5 separate regions of the Homo sapiens genome follow, and all the other regions are linked to region 3. Evidence: chromatin contacts called from ENCODE Hi-C or POLR2A ChIA-PET data. All regions are on one chromosome and are shown on one strand. The core of a region is the stretch at or near the end of the contact, and the rest is flanking DNA. Distances in the headings are between cores, read along the strand shown. Region 1 overlaps LOC105376214 (a long non-coding RNA gene). Region 2 has its middle 540 kb from the start of KLF4. Region 3 holds the start of KLF4 (KLF transcription factor 4). Region 4 overlaps LOC105376214 (a long non-coding RNA gene). Region 5 overlaps LOC105376214 (a long non-coding RNA gene).

Evidence for each region. Hi-C counts contacts between places; a loop is a spot of excess contacts on that map. ChIA-PET counts read pairs that join two places held with the same protein, here RNA polymerase II (POLR2A). Pooled maps may share reads with other maps.
Region 1: a loop to region 3 is called in a map of mammary epithelial cell, with 12 times the contacts of the local background. The contact joins the enhancer-like site here to the promoter of KLF4 in region 3. A Hi-C loop is called at or near these places in 25 of 168 maps with a recorded cell type or tissue (CD14-positive monocyte, Calu3, HCT116 and 19 more) and 26 of 50 pooled maps. POLR2A ChIA-PET finds 5 or more read pairs at or near these places in 3 of 52 experiments (A549, MCF 10A and RWPE1).
Region 2: a loop to region 3 is called in a pooled map, with 2.3 times the contacts of the local background. The contact joins the enhancer-like site here to the promoter of KLF4 in region 3. A Hi-C loop is called at or near these places in 6 of 168 maps with a recorded cell type or tissue (IMR-90, MCF 10A, PC-3 and 3 more) and 4 of 50 pooled maps. POLR2A ChIA-PET finds 5 or more read pairs at or near these places in 1 of 52 experiments (MCF 10A).
Region 4: a loop to region 3 is called in a map of PC-9, with 18 times the contacts of the local background. The contact joins the enhancer-like site here to the promoter of KLF4 in region 3. A Hi-C loop is called at or near these places in 17 of 168 maps with a recorded cell type or tissue (GM12878, HCT116, IMR-90 and 13 more) and 20 of 50 pooled maps. POLR2A ChIA-PET finds 5 or more read pairs at or near these places in 4 of 52 experiments (AG04450, BJ, HepG2 and 1 more).
Region 5: a map of ovary shows a loop between it and region 3 (13-fold over the local background). The contact joins the enhancer-like site here to the promoter of KLF4 in region 3. A Hi-C loop is called at or near these places in 29 of 168 maps with a recorded cell type or tissue (PC-3, Right ventricle myocardium inferior, aorta and 15 more) and 26 of 50 pooled maps. POLR2A ChIA-PET finds 5 or more read pairs at or near these places in 3 of 52 experiments (Caco-2, HCT116 and HepG2).

Annotation. Positions count from the first base shown.
Region 1 is chr9:108,056,161-108,058,860 of GRCh38, reverse strand. All of the region lies in intron 4 of LOC105376214 (a long non-coding RNA gene), which reads left to right. Among named protein-coding and RNA genes, the nearest start is that of KLF4, 570 kb to the right of the region's middle. Within about 2 kb of position 1,325, at least 13 of the 41 ENCODE cell types and tissues checked have a DNase peak (open chromatin) inside an H3K27ac peak, as active enhancers do; they include CD14-positive monocyte, HCT116, PC-3 and 8 more, where a contact is called at or near this core.
Region 2 is chr9:108,033,296-108,035,995 of GRCh38, reverse strand. No RefSeq gene overlaps it. Among named protein-coding and RNA genes, the nearest start is that of KLF4, 540 kb to the right of the region's middle. Within about 2 kb of position 1,280, at least 7 of the 41 ENCODE cell types and tissues checked have a DNase peak (open chromatin) inside an H3K27ac peak, as active enhancers do; they include IMR-90, where a contact is called at or near this core.
Region 3 is chr9:107,488,410-107,491,109 of GRCh38, reverse strand. It overlaps KLF4 (KLF transcription factor 4), which reads left to right and starts at 1,341. Exons shown (of 5, transcript NM_004235.6): 1 at 1,341-1,942; 2 at 2,060-2,180. The coding sequence starts at 1,938. RefSeq lists silencers at 1,060-1,269, 1,629-1,828, 2,480-2,529.
Region 4 is chr9:108,438,773-108,441,472 of GRCh38, reverse strand. The region is part of intron 1 of LOC105376214 (a long non-coding RNA gene); the gene reads left to right. Among named protein-coding and RNA genes, the nearest start is that of ACTL7B, 420 kb to the left of the region's middle. Within about 2 kb of position 1,397, at least 4 of the 41 ENCODE cell types and tissues checked have a DNase peak (open chromatin) inside an H3K27ac peak, as active enhancers do; they include PC-9 and ascending aorta, where a contact is called at or near this core.
Region 5 is chr9:108,141,262-108,143,961 of GRCh38, reverse strand. All of the region lies in intron 4 of LOC105376214 (a long non-coding RNA gene), which reads left to right. Among named protein-coding and RNA genes, the nearest start is that of KLF4, 650 kb to the right of the region's middle. Within about 2 kb of position 1,286, at least 20 of the 41 ENCODE cell types and tissues checked have a DNase peak (open chromatin) inside an H3K27ac peak, as active enhancers do; they include ascending aorta, endothelial cell of umbilical vein, gastrocnemius medialis and 6 more, where a contact is called at or near this core.

The sequences.
Region 1 (2,700 bases), core at 76-2,575, 570 kb before region 3:
TGGATCCAACACCTAAGTAGATAAATTTCTAGCATTCTGCCACATTTTCCCAACTTCAATTCTTTCCCTTACCACTCTCTAAAGGAAATCTGTTGGAATTGTTTTAAGTTTTTCTTAGCAGCTGATTTAGACAGAGCTGGGGGATTAACGTGAAAGTATGTGAAAAATACTGTGTATTTAGATAGCACAGTTGTTTCAAGAATCTCTGGAGAGCTTGGTTACTCTTAACAAGAATAGAAATGGAATCATTAACCCTCACCTCAGCTAAATTCCTGCTAAAAGAGAAACAGTTAACACACCCCAAAACAAATACCTCTTCTTTCCACTTCCTCATTCTCTTTGCTCCCTCTGAAGCAAACATTTCGGGACCCTTTGTCCCTTTGACAATTGTCCTGCTGCTGCTGGTGGGGTGGTGTTGGAAACGGAGGATCGATCATTATTTTGGACAGAAAACCACCTTTTGCACACAGTAGGCACTCATTATGGCATTGACTGGATGCCACAATGCAGTTGCCCCATAGCTGGGGGTGGAATTTGTAACAACACCCTGTGATTTCATCCTTAGTACCTTGTATAACATGTATACACACACCAAATAAACACAACACAGAAGGACTTCAAAGACGCACCGGCTTTGCTGTTTTCATACCTTGATCAAACAAGGATAAAAAATCATCCAGGGCAATGGTTTAGTAAAGTTTGCTCTGGAAAGTGCCCACCAGTTTCTTAGGAAATTTTACTGGTCTGGGCGAAGCCCAGGACTTGGGAATTTTCATGGAGGCACCCCCAAACCTTATAGGAGAAGAAATCCAATACACAGTCAACTGAACAGGCGCATGTAGATAAATGCCTACTCAGTTTCTGCAACTCAGGCTAGATCCCTTCATTTGTGAGGACTTCCTTATTGCCCAGAGGAGATCGGCTTGCTTCCTTCTCTTTGATCTCACAGCACTTGGTGTGCATCTTATTTATTGCTTTTCATATGCTACATTGCAATGATGCCTTCTCTCATCTCTCCCAGTTACTTGAGGGCAGAGACAAAACACTTCCTTCTTTTCTGTATCTATACACAGTTTAGCATAGAGCCAGGCCCAGGCAAAGACTGATATACGAATACCCCTGGGAGAGCCAAATTCCATCCACTGTCTGTTTTTGTCAATAAAGTTTTGTAGGAACACAGCCATACTCACTGGTTGATATACTGTCTATAGCCGCTTTCAGGCTACAATGGCAAAGTTGGGTAGTTGCTACACAGCCTGTATTGCCTCAAACCGAAATGATTCACTCTCTGGCACTTTACAGAAAAGGCTGGCCAATCCCTGCACAAGCACACACAGCCAGTTTGAAAGAGTCAACCAAAATGTTGCCTCAGGAATGTTAACAAGAACTAGGGAGGCCAGAGTATCATTGAAACAAGAGTCTATTCTGTCTTCTCTCGTAAAGACTTTATCTTTTGCTTTAAAGCCTGCAACTCACCTCACTATTTTTTTTTCTGCATTTGGTTTTTGTCATTGTTTTTCTCCCATTTGGGGGTGTTTCTTTAATATATATTTTTTATTTTCAGTAATGGAATGTGATTCATCCATTAAATATTATCTTTCTGAAGCATGTTATATATCATAGTAAGTAATACTAATAACATCAAGTGCAAATTCACATACAGTCTAATCCCAGCCAAAGTTTTTAAAAGGCAGTGTTCAGGGAGAAGGAAGAAACATACAACAATAACATGAATAATTGCTTCTAGCTATCTAGGCTTGGGCGAGTTTTATTCATTTTTTTATACTTTCTTATATTTACAATAATAATGAATCTAATCTGCCAAGCATCTCTGATAAAAGCAGTTCTGATTTCAGTGCTCCTGTTATTACACAGACACTGTCTCTACTAGGGCATCTCACATTGCTAAATGTTAGACTCACTCATAAATCCTACCTATGATTCATCTCTATCACATCTGTGAAACTGCTTTGGATAAAAGTCATTGTGTAAATGGAAAACATTATCTTTTTTTTTTTTTTTTTGCAATCTTGTAACAAAATTTAAAAATCAGGTTATCCTCTAAGTCTAATTTGCGATTTTAATTCTACTTATTAGGTTGATTCATAAAGATGGATTTCACTGTTTCAGCTGCTTTCTTTAATTAGCTCCTTTCTAATGCAGACATCTAAATTCTGCCAGAGGGTAAAAGAGAAAGTAGCATATACGGTTTCGGTGTGGTGGAAAGACATAGTGGCACAATGCCTTCGAAGGTGGGCTCCACCTTTGCTGCCTCCTAGATGTGACCTTGGGTCAGTCATTTCAGCTTTCAGAGACTCCGTTTCCTCATCTGCAAAATGGGATTACTAATAACCTACTGGGTTACTGGAAGAATTAAAGAAAGCAGTTTTACATAAGTGCTGGATTAAGAGGTTTTTTTATCAAAAAAGAATGCCTTTAAAACTAGTGAAAGTGTTTGCTATAGAAGGAAATGCAATGTGCTTCCAGTGGAAGAACCCAGAAGGAAATGATACTTCCTGTCTCTCTGAGTCAGAAGCAGGAAGAATCTTCCTTCACATGATCTTCTATTATATACTGTAATTTATTTGAAAGAACACGGAAAGATGAGTCAGGGAACCCAGGTCCAGCTTTACCTCTAATTTGCTGTGCAATCTTAAGTAAATCATATTCCCTCTCTGGGCCTGTTTGCTCATTTGTAAC
Region 2 (2,700 bases), core at 31-2,530, 540 kb before region 3:
CTTGCTTTTTCAGAGCACCCTGGAGGGTCTCCAAGACTGGGTCCTAGAAGGCTGTGCCTCTGCCTCCCCCACCTCCTGCCCAGGGCTGGGCACCTAGGAGAAGAACTGTAACAGTGCAACAACAGGCAGTTGGCCTGGCCATTAGGTGTGGTGGCCTGGTGTTTTCCCCAGCTGGGCCTCGGCCCTGTGGTCAGTCTCAAGGCTGACCTTCACATCTCAGACCTACTTTTGAATCTGGCTTCTCCCAGGAGCCCAGGTTTATAAACAAAAAACAAACAGAACAAATAAAAACATTATCTCATTGGTGCTTGAGTCAGCTGCTCCAGATGTCTTGGGAAGTGAAGAGGGGAAGGGTGTTTGCTGCAGAGTCAGACAGAACTCAGCCCAGCCTGCAATGGGGCTGCTGCTGGGTGCATGGGGAGTGAGGGCAACTCCTTGGATTTAGTGTCTGCAGCCAATGGGGCCACTTTCACTGGCATCTCTACCCCAACTTGCCCCTACCAGCCAGCCATGATAGATGTTCACAGCCTCCTGGGCACCAGGCTGGCAGCTCTGTAGCTTCAAAGTTGGCACAGGATAGCTGCTCTCATAAATAGAGCTGTTAAATTAGCTACTTTCTATCCATTATCTCATTTAATTTCCACAAATGACCTAAGAGTTCAGGTTTACAAGGCCCATTTCACAGATAAGAAAGTGAAGCCCAGAAAGCTAAAGGATGTGTCCACAGTCACAAGCAAACAAGTTAAAGAACCTGACTTAATGCAAGGTCATCTGCCCCTACTTCTGAGCTTGTCAGTCTACCCCTACTGAGATGTGACAGCCCCAGAGCCGAGAGCCAGCTTCTCAGTCCTCCATCCTCTCTGCTGGGGGCATTTTGAAGGGTGGAATGGGACATTATTAAGGAAAAAATGTCAGCGTCTGTTTCCCAAACCTTATTCCCTCTATTGTTGAGCTACAGCAGAAATTGCTCTGGCCTGGGAGTCAGGGAGCCTGGATTCGAGACCTAGACTTTCTTGCTCCAAAAGCTTTCCATGCACTCAGCAAAGTCACCTCCCTTCTCTGGGATGCAGCTCCTCTGATTATGAGTGAGTGTGTTTGAGATGAGCCCTGACCCCATGCAGCCCACACAGCTGTGACTTCCTGTCCCATATTAGGTGTTACACATTTTAGAGCAATCTTCAATGCTTTTACCTCTTCCGAACATTCCACAGACATGAAACTTTCATCAACATGACAGGTTCACGCAGCACCTCCCACACAGCAAAACTCAGAGCAAGGAGATGTTTGGCAAGGCAGCCTCCTGGCTCTCCCCAGCCATGTGAATTTTCCTCCTCCTGAGCATGTTACAAAGACGCAAGAAACTCCAAGGAGAACTGTACTCCCTTCTCCTATTTTTCTCATGTGTTTCAGGATTTGGCTTTCCCCAGCTTTTCATTCTCCAGATGTGATTCAGAGAAGGAGTTTCATTATGTCTTGACATTTTCCACCCAGTCTGAAAGTCCTGCATGTGGGCCTATCCTGAGGCTCTCTTGCTGTTTATTTAGTCACTAATTAGTGCTGATAGAAATACAAGTGTAGCCTCAAGGTTGCTGCCAAGACCAGCAGCAACCAATTATCTCCTGGAGGTAGGAGTGGATGGGTGGTGATGAAACAGACTCCAAACTCTGGCGAAGCCCAACAGAGCAAGACCATATTGTGGGTGGGGAAGAGGAGGGATGGGGGCAGAGGGTAGAAGGTGGAGGAATATGTGGTGGTGGTCAGGGCACCTTTCATGGGAAAAGTCTAGCTGGACTTAGAAGTTAGACTTAACGTCATGAAAATGATAACTTCTCCCCTCCCTTCTGTTGGCTGACATCATATGTCCTGACTTTAACCCCAGATTAAAACACATTTGAGAAATGTGGGGCTGTCATTGTGGGCCAGGCCAGATGAATTCAAAAACTCAATTCAATCATTTTCAAAGGTGCCAAATGAGCACCTTTTCTAGCCAAGACAGTATTGAGGATATAGAAATAAATGACAGATGGCTCCTGGTCTTAAAGCACTGACCTGGTGTAGGAGGATGGTGAAACAGGTAAAGGAAACTTTGTAAAAAGAGTGGTGACATTGAAGGAAGGGCATCTTAGTTCTGCCTGAAGGTGCTAGGGGAAGGCTTCCTGATGGAGGAGGCATTTGAGCTGGTACTTGAAAGGTGAGCAGGGACTAATGGAGAAGGGAAAGCATTGAAAAGCTTTCTAGACTTTACAGTGCACCACCCTGAGAGGGAGCACATCATTACATTGTATGCCTCAGGTGCCACTTTTGTCTTGTCCTGGTCCCATGGCTGCACAAAAGCATGGAAAGACAAAGTATCTCAGCTGGATCAAGAAACTGAAAGCAGATGCAGGTGAATGCAGCATGATTAGAAAACTCTAGACTGGATGAGAAGTAATGCCCAGGCTAGGAAAGGTCTTATTGTCAGGCTAAGGACGTGGGACTCCAGACCTGCACTGGTCAATATGGTAGCTACTACCCACATGAGGCTATTTAAATTAACTAGAATTAAATAAAATTAAAAATTCATTGAAGGTTTGCAACCCTGAAAAGTAACCTGGCTGCAGGGCAAAGAGGTTACAGACTAGCAGTGATTTGCAAGCCTGTTCTGGTACTCCAGGTGAGCCTTCAAGACCATGGAGAAGAGAAGAGGCTGCAGTATGAGTG
Region 3 (2,700 bases), core at 92-2,591:
TTCACCTCTTTATGACTCAATTTCTCATCCATAAAGTGGAAAGGAGAGTGCGTGGCTTGAAAAGTCATCAGTGAGTGTTTAATTCTTCTTTAATGGGTGTCTTCTATTATTATTATTATTCTACAGTGCAATTTAGTCATCAAATATTACAGGCAGTGGCTCACGCCTGTAATCCCAGCACTTCGGGAGGCCGAGGCAGGCTGATCACTTGAGGTCAGGTGTTCGAGACCTGCCTGGCCAACATGGTGAAACCCCGTCTCCACGAAAAATACAAAAATTAGCCGGCGTCGTGGCGCACGCCTGTAATCCCCGCTACTCGGGAGGCTGACGCAGGAGAATCGCTTGGACGCAGGAGGCGGAGGTTGCACTGAGCTGAGATCGTGCCACTGCATTCCAGCTTGGGCGACACAGCGAGACTCTGTCTCACAAAAAAAAAAAAAAGAAAGAAAAAAAAAGGAAAGGGCTTCGAGATGGCTGGTTGAAAACTGTCTCCGCGCCTCACAGTCCCTCTTCTCTCCCTTATGCCTCTGAGTAAATCTTGAGCCCTTTCACTCCCTTTCTCGCTATTTAAAGTATCAAAACCATAACTCCCCATTCGTGCCTCTTTCCGCCTGTTCCCGGCGGAACACTCCTCTGGCCTTCTCTTGAGGCTCCCAGTTCACGCTGCACAGTGCTGGGCACTGCCTCCTCTCCACACCCCTAGCGCCCCCCACCCCTCAGCAGAAGGGCCCGCGAGGAACCGTGCGAGGTCAGGCCGAGCGCCGGCACCGCCACCGGCACTGGCGCTGAGCGACGAGAGCGGACTCCTGCGAGCGCAGAGAGGGAGGGGGAGATGGAGGGCTGGATGAGTCACGCGGATAATCGCGCTCTTCTCCAGCGCGCAGACAGCGCGGCAAGCGCGTATGCTAGCAGGGGTGCGGACGCGTGACCGTGCCGCCCGCTGACCCCACCAGTCTTCGCGGGCTTCGAACCCAGGGAGCCGACAATGGCGGTGAGTACGGCCCTGGTCGCGCAGCGACCGAACCTGCGCCCGGTTCCTCGCGCCCCGCGCTGGGGCGGACGCCGCCGCCGCCGCCGACACCACTGCCGCCGGCGTCAGCTCGGCTCCAGCCCGCCAGCTGCCTGGCTGGCGTCACGGCCCGGCCCAGCCCCGCCCGCGCCCCTCCTTCCCCTCCCCCGCCCCCACGTGCGCCGAGTTTGTTGATTTAGCTGCCATAGCAACGATGGAAGGGAGCCTCGGGGGGGGCGGAGAGAAGAAAGGGAGGGGCGGGGCATGGGAGAAGGCGGAGGAAAAGGCTGTAGCGAAGGAAGTTATAAGTAAGGAACGCGCGCCGGCGGCCGGCAGTTTCCCGACCAGAGAGAACGAACGTGTCTGCGGGCGCGCGGGGAGCAGAGGCGGTGGCGGGCGGCGGCGGCACCGGGAGCCGCCGAGTGACCCTCCCCCGCCCCTCTGGCCCCCCACCCTCCCACCCGCCCGTGGCCCGCGCCCATGGCCGCGCGCGCTCCACACAACTCACCGGAGTCCGCGCCTTGCGCCGCCGACCAGTTCGCAGCTCCGCGCCACGGCAGCCAGTCTCACCTGGCGGCACCGCCCGCCCACCGCCCCGGCCACAGCCCCTGCGCCCACGGCAGCACTCGAGGCGACCGCGACAGTGGTGGGGGACGCTGCTGAGTGGAAGAGAGCGCAGCCCGGCCACCGGACCTACTTACTCGCCTTGCTGATTGTCTATTTTTGCGTTTACAACTTTTCTAAGAACTTTTGTATACAAAGGAACTTTTTAAAAAAGACGCTTCCAAGTTATATTTAATCCAAAGAAGAAGGATCTCGGCCAATTTGGGGTTTTGGGTTTTGGCTTCGTTTCTTCTCTTCGTTGACTTTGGGGTTCAGGTGCCCCAGCTGCTTCGGGCTGCCGAGGACCTTCTGGGCCCCCACATTAATGAGGTAGGTGAGGCGCGCGGCGCTGGGAGCAGGGAGGGGTGAGGACCGGTGGGACGCGCCGGAACGACGGCCGAAAGCCGCCCCTGACTCTCCTGTCTCCGCTCCCTGCCTTGCTCGCAGGCAGCCACCTGGCGAGTCTGACATGGCTGTCAGCGACGCGCTGCTCCCATCTTTCTCCACGTTCGCGTCTGGCCCGGCGGGAAGGGAGAAGACACTGCGTCAAGCAGGTGCCCCGAATAACGTGAGTATCGCTCCGGGCCGCCGGGAACGCCCGGTGGGTTTTCGTGGGTGTGGTGGGGGCGGGCGGAGCCTTGGGGTCACCAAGAGCCACTGAACGAGGGTAAGGAGCGGCCACCGCGCGGACTCCGCAACCTTCCCGGGATAGCTTCCGTGTCCTTGGCTCAGCTGTGTATGCCCGTGGTGCGAGCACTGCGGAGCCGCCTGGGGCGCAAGCCGGGTCTTCACCAGTCCCCGGGCGCGCTGTCGGTAGGGCGGGCGCTCTCGGGCCACCGGGCGGGAGGTGGCCGCGTCCCCAGACACTGGCTGGGCCAGAGTGAGTTTAGCGCGTAGGCGGCCCCGTGGCGAGAGCGCACCGAGAGAGCCTCGGTGTGCCAATTCCGGGGACGTCCACGGGACCTGGAGGGGGAGGGACCAGCCGCGGCGCTCGCTCACACGCAATTGGGCAGACAGGACATAACACCCGCAATACAGACGCATCACCTCTTCTTCGACCCGGGAGTGGGCCGAGATTGCAGCGCTGG
Region 4 (2,700 bases), core at 148-2,647, 950 kb before region 3:
GAGCCCTCCAGCACTGGATTCATAATGGGGAGCCTATTTTTCTTTTATTACTGGTAACTGGAAAAGCCTAGCAACTATTTTCCATTGACATTCCCTCCAGGATGGAGAGCTTGTTTTTCCTAGATTTTTGTGTATTTTTAGGCAGTCATCTTGGGCAGTCTGGCTTTGTATCAAAAGTGTTATTAATTGAAGAGTTTCTCCTTTGGGCTATTGGGTAGAAAAATACAGTCTCTGTATCTTCATGTCTATTTTGGGGGTCATGGCTTGTTCCAGTTCCCCATCTTTTTGCAAAGCGGCTGTTCTTTCATCTTATCCCTGTAGTGTGCCTGGAGAAAGAAAGAAACAGAATCCCAGAGCTATGATCACCCTTCTAAAAGTCTTACTTGGAAGTGGCAAAAGTGGCAACTTTGGGCCTCTGAATTCCTTTTCTAGAATTTATGGAAAATAGAAAAAATCGTTGATGGAAAAGCAGAAGGTTGATTAGTAGGCAAAGAAGGATGGTGGTCTCCACCTTCAGGATGACCACTGTATGCAGCTTTTGGGAGATTTTAATTATACTTGACTTGATCTCTGCCTGGAGTTCTCCATTGCATAGTTCTCCTCTTCTTACAAGCAAAACATGCTTGCACTTAGTTTGGGTTCAAAAAACATTTTTACAAGTCCTTTGTCCTATGCATGGGTTTTCCTCCTTTTGCTTGGTACTATAAAGCAAAGCAAGCTTAGTTATCAAGGAGAGATGGGTTTGATACTTTATCGTTTAAAAACATCATTTAGCAATTTGGAAAGTACTGGGCTAGCACCTAGGCCTCTCACTTATGTCTCACATGAACACCCTGGGAAGTGAACTAACGGATTGATAGCCTGTAGGTCACTTGTGTTATGGTAGGCATGTTAATACATTATTTCATTTAGTTCTCTTGACCAAAGTGCAAGAAGAAAATGATTACTTCATTTTCTAGTAACAGATTTTAGAAGTCAGCTAACTTGTGAAGGTCACACTGTTGGTAGTAGGGAAGCAAGGGATGGTCTGAAGTTGGTATAACTCCAAAGCCTGGTACTCCATCCTATTTACCAGCACACCATAACATATTTCAGAGAGTAAGGGATAGTGACATAATCCCTTAATAGTTTTTCCTGAAAGGATTCTTTTCACAGCTTAGGATTATCATCAGTTGAACAGAGTTTCAGGCTATAGCCCGGCATGCATCTTCTGAGGAAAACAGTGATTCACCCAGTTATATTATTCAGGGAGACTAAGAATATGAGGCATGAGTGGACGTGAAATTCCTTTTCAATGAAGCCAGAGATGTCAGAGGAAAAAGTTGTTAATGACATTTCATAATACTTTATACACAGTGTACTTATCTGATTTTAAAGTTCTCTTGTCCTAGTTAAGAAGACAAAATAAGGGGTGTGATGCCCACATAGTTTCACTTGAAAAAGAGACACATAATGAAGTCAAACCTTTGAGGAATTCACTGATATGGCTTGTTGGGAGTGGCCGCTTTTCAGTTGAGGACATCATGATTCAAGTGGGGAGTTTAGAGGCCAAGATCTGGGCTTCTGAGAGTTTAACTGTTGCGCTCTGTAGAAAGTTATTTTGCTAAAAAGGCTTATTTCCTTTCATTGATAATAAAAATATTGTTAAACTCTAGTCATAAGTAAAAATTCTAGGGCATCCTGAATTATCAGTCAGCATGTATGTATCCTAGGGTTTTGTTCAAAATATTAAATATCTGCTTTGGCGTGGCCACTGACCATTAGCGTGGACTCAGGCTTTGGAGTTGGGGCTGAGTTGGGGAGGACCCTTTCCCTGTACAGCTTTAACCCTTTAGGAGCTTGACTATGGGAAGTTCTGGGGGGTCCCAAGGAAGGGACCAAGGTGTCCAGAATAGCAGAAAGGATCTATGGGACAATTTATCAACTGAAAAAAAGGTTCAACATTTTAACAATGGCTACTGTCTCACTAGCGTGTATGAGATGAATATCAGATCTGTGTACATCACAAGCAATGTAATATAGTAATAAATTCCTACATACACCAGCCACTATGGGGCTAAACAAGAGAGACCTTGAAACCAATGTGAAACTCCTTTTATGGAGTATTTTCTAGAAATATTAACATCTAACACTGGAAAGATAATATAATTGAATAATTAGGAATAAAGGCTCTGGGGTTAGGCTGCTTGCGTCTATTAATTTCCTGTGGCTCCTGTAACAAATTATCACAAACTTAGTGGCTCAAAACAACACAACACACAATTATTCTCTCACGGCTCTGGAGGTGAGAAGTTTCAAATCATGATGTTGTCAGGGCTGCATTCCTTCTATTGGCTTCATGGCAGAATCAATCTCTCTTGCCTTTTCGGCTTCTAGAGACCATCTGCATTCATTCCTTGACTCAGGTACCCTTGCTTCTATCACTCAACTTCTTGCTTCTGACATCACTTCTCATATTACTGACTCTGACTTTCTTGTTTCTCTTATAAGGACCCTTGTGATTACATTGGATCCACCTAAATAATCCAAGGTACTCTTCCCATCTCAGGATCCATAATTTAGTCACATCAGCAAAGTTACTCTTGCCATAAAAGATAACATATTCATAGATTCTGGGGACTCAGTCATAGGTATCTTTGGGAGCCCATTATTCTGTCTACCAAAATGGATTCCCACCCTGGCTTTGTCACTTTTTAGCTT
Region 5 (2,700 bases), core at 37-2,536, 650 kb before region 3:
TTTTCTAAGTTTTGCTCTATTTTATTGGCTGAAGTGTAAAAAAAAAAAATGTTAATGCCACTGGTGGGCATTCTTGTCCTTTTTCCTACGGTGCTTCTGGTATTTCAACATGAGGTAGGACAAAATAGGTTTTATCCTGATGGAAGTACTCAAAGATCATTCTGATTACCTCCATTGAATATCTTTATTAGAGTTATTAGAGAAAAAATGGATATCAGTAGCCCAGAGATATGAGACACTTATGTGTAAGTGACACTTATGTGTCTCTTAAATGACACTTGAGTGGCATTTTAGCACAATGAAAAGAACAGAGGTTCTGGGGTCAGGGACACTAGGGATCTAATGCTTGTTCCAGTACTTGCCGGTATTGGAACATACACACCTACAATTTTTATTTCTTTCTGTTTAATATATAGGTAATAATATTTCTTTCTAAGGCTGTACTGGAGATTCAATAAGCTATGGGAAAAATACCTAAGACATTACCTGATAGATAATAGGTACCGATTATGAAAGACATCCTACATGCATTAACTTTCTTTTGCAAAATGTGGATTGGAAACAGGCAAAATGAATTTCAGTAAGAAAGGATAGACCTTGATGATGACCTCTATAAGCTTCAATTTCTGTCTCTATTTACATGCAAACTGGAGGATTAAAGTCTCCCCTAATAGGGAAAATTCTGTAAATTCTATGACTCTAATTACAGCCACAAAAGCACCCATTTCTCAGATTCTGTTGCAAAGTGGGTTTCAGAGCAGCCCTGGCCCCAGAGAGAGGAAAAGGAAAAGCCACAGGAAACCTGGGCAACAGTTGCAGTTTCCTCCTTGGCCCCTTCTCTGAGAGCAGTGCTGCGTGTTGTTGCAGTTGTACTGTACTGTTCTACCGCGTGGATTCATAGTTAACATTTTTCTTCCAGGCACATTTAAAACGTTTGGCTCACATCCTCCTTGAGCTGTTTTATAAGGGCAATAACCAAGGCCAGGGTGTGCTCTTGTCAGCAGGCAAAGCACGCAGTGGAGGCTGCCAAAGAGTTTCCTGCTCGGGGGCCACCCATCCTTGGCCACAGGATGCATGGCTGGAGTTCATGGCAACTTGCACAGAGCGAGTGCTGGGACTTTCTGTTCTCAGGGTTCATGCTTTGGATTCCATCCTTCAGCCCTGCTGCATTGATCAGTGGAGGCTATTGTGTTTGTGCTTGTTTGGGACTAGCTCAGAACACATGTCACAGCAGCAGTCCAAGGCCTAGCTCTAAGGCTTGGGGCTGGGAAAATGCTCTTGAAAGACTAGCAAGCTGCCCTTCCCTCCTGTTAATGCAGGCTCGGAGTTCCCATGAATCAGCTGCAGGGAGGCAGGCATTCCCTCATGCTATTCTCTGTGAATTAACTTCTGGAATGAGCAGACAGCACAGACGCCAAGTGGTGGGTTTGAGCACTGTTACCCCACCCGCTTTGAAGTCCACCTTCGCATGAGCGGATCTCTTTTCATGTATTATTTATTGCCAGGGACTTTGATAGGAAGAATCCCCAGAAGATTGCTGAAGGTTTTTTTTTTTCTTCAGAATTCCCTTTGATTAGAAGCTGTTGGCTGTGCCTTGGGCAGCTGGCTCTGTCACAAAGCAGGGGCTCAGTGCATCCTCCCAGTGATAGCTGCCATGCCAGCACCAGTGAGGTTCTGGCTGTGACATGCCTGGGACACCCTAAAGAACTACACAAGTAGAAAGGGTATCATACTCCTTCACTCACCAGAAGGGAGGCAATGAGGTCTCATGAGAGGAAAGAACAGGGGCTCAAGCCAGAGAGATGCAAGTTGAAATGTCATCTCTTCTACTGACCCACAGTATGATGTTGACCTCAGTGTTCTTATCCACTAAATGGCAATAAAAATCTTGGATTCACCACCAAACTGTTGCAGAGAATCAATAAGCCATCCAGAGGTTTTCATTTCTTTCCTCTAAATTCCAAAGCTAGTCTGGAAACTTTAAAGCAGGCTGAATGACAACTCTACACTCTCTTAATCTTCTTTATTTATTTTCTAAATTTTTATTTGTTTATCTTTTTAGAGACAGGGCCTTGCTATGTTACCCAAGCTGGAGTGCAGTGGCTATTAATAGGCTCCATCGGAGCTCATTGTAGCCTCCTGCTCCTGACTACAAGCTATCCTCTTGTCTCAGCCTTCTGAGTAGCTGGAAGTATAGATGAGTGCCACCATACCTGGCTTTTCTTCATTTTTCAATCATTCATTCAGTCAGTCAGCATTCAAGAAATAATACTAAATTAAGTAAATAAACGATTAATTAAATAAAAACATTTCAGTGGCTTTAACATTTTATGTAATGTATTAGATGCTAAGAATAAAGAAATATGTGCTCAAGACACGGTCCCTTCCCTTGTCTATCTCAAAGATCAAAAGGTTAAATGACAATAAAATGTAAAGGATGTTACGGTGCGGAAGGTTCAAGAAGAAAGAAATGCACCCAGACAAGATATTTGTACCAGTTTATGGAATGACAGAAGGCCTTCCAGAAAAAAGGAACATGTAAGCAAGTAGATTATGTCAGTCTATAGAGGATAGCATAAAATATTACAAGAATTTAGAAATAGAGACCCTTTGAGAGTGACTGGAAGTGGCCTGCCCTTACAGGTGGATAGTCCATGCTCTGCCATATAAATGAATGGAAATGTCACGTCTTGCCAAAGT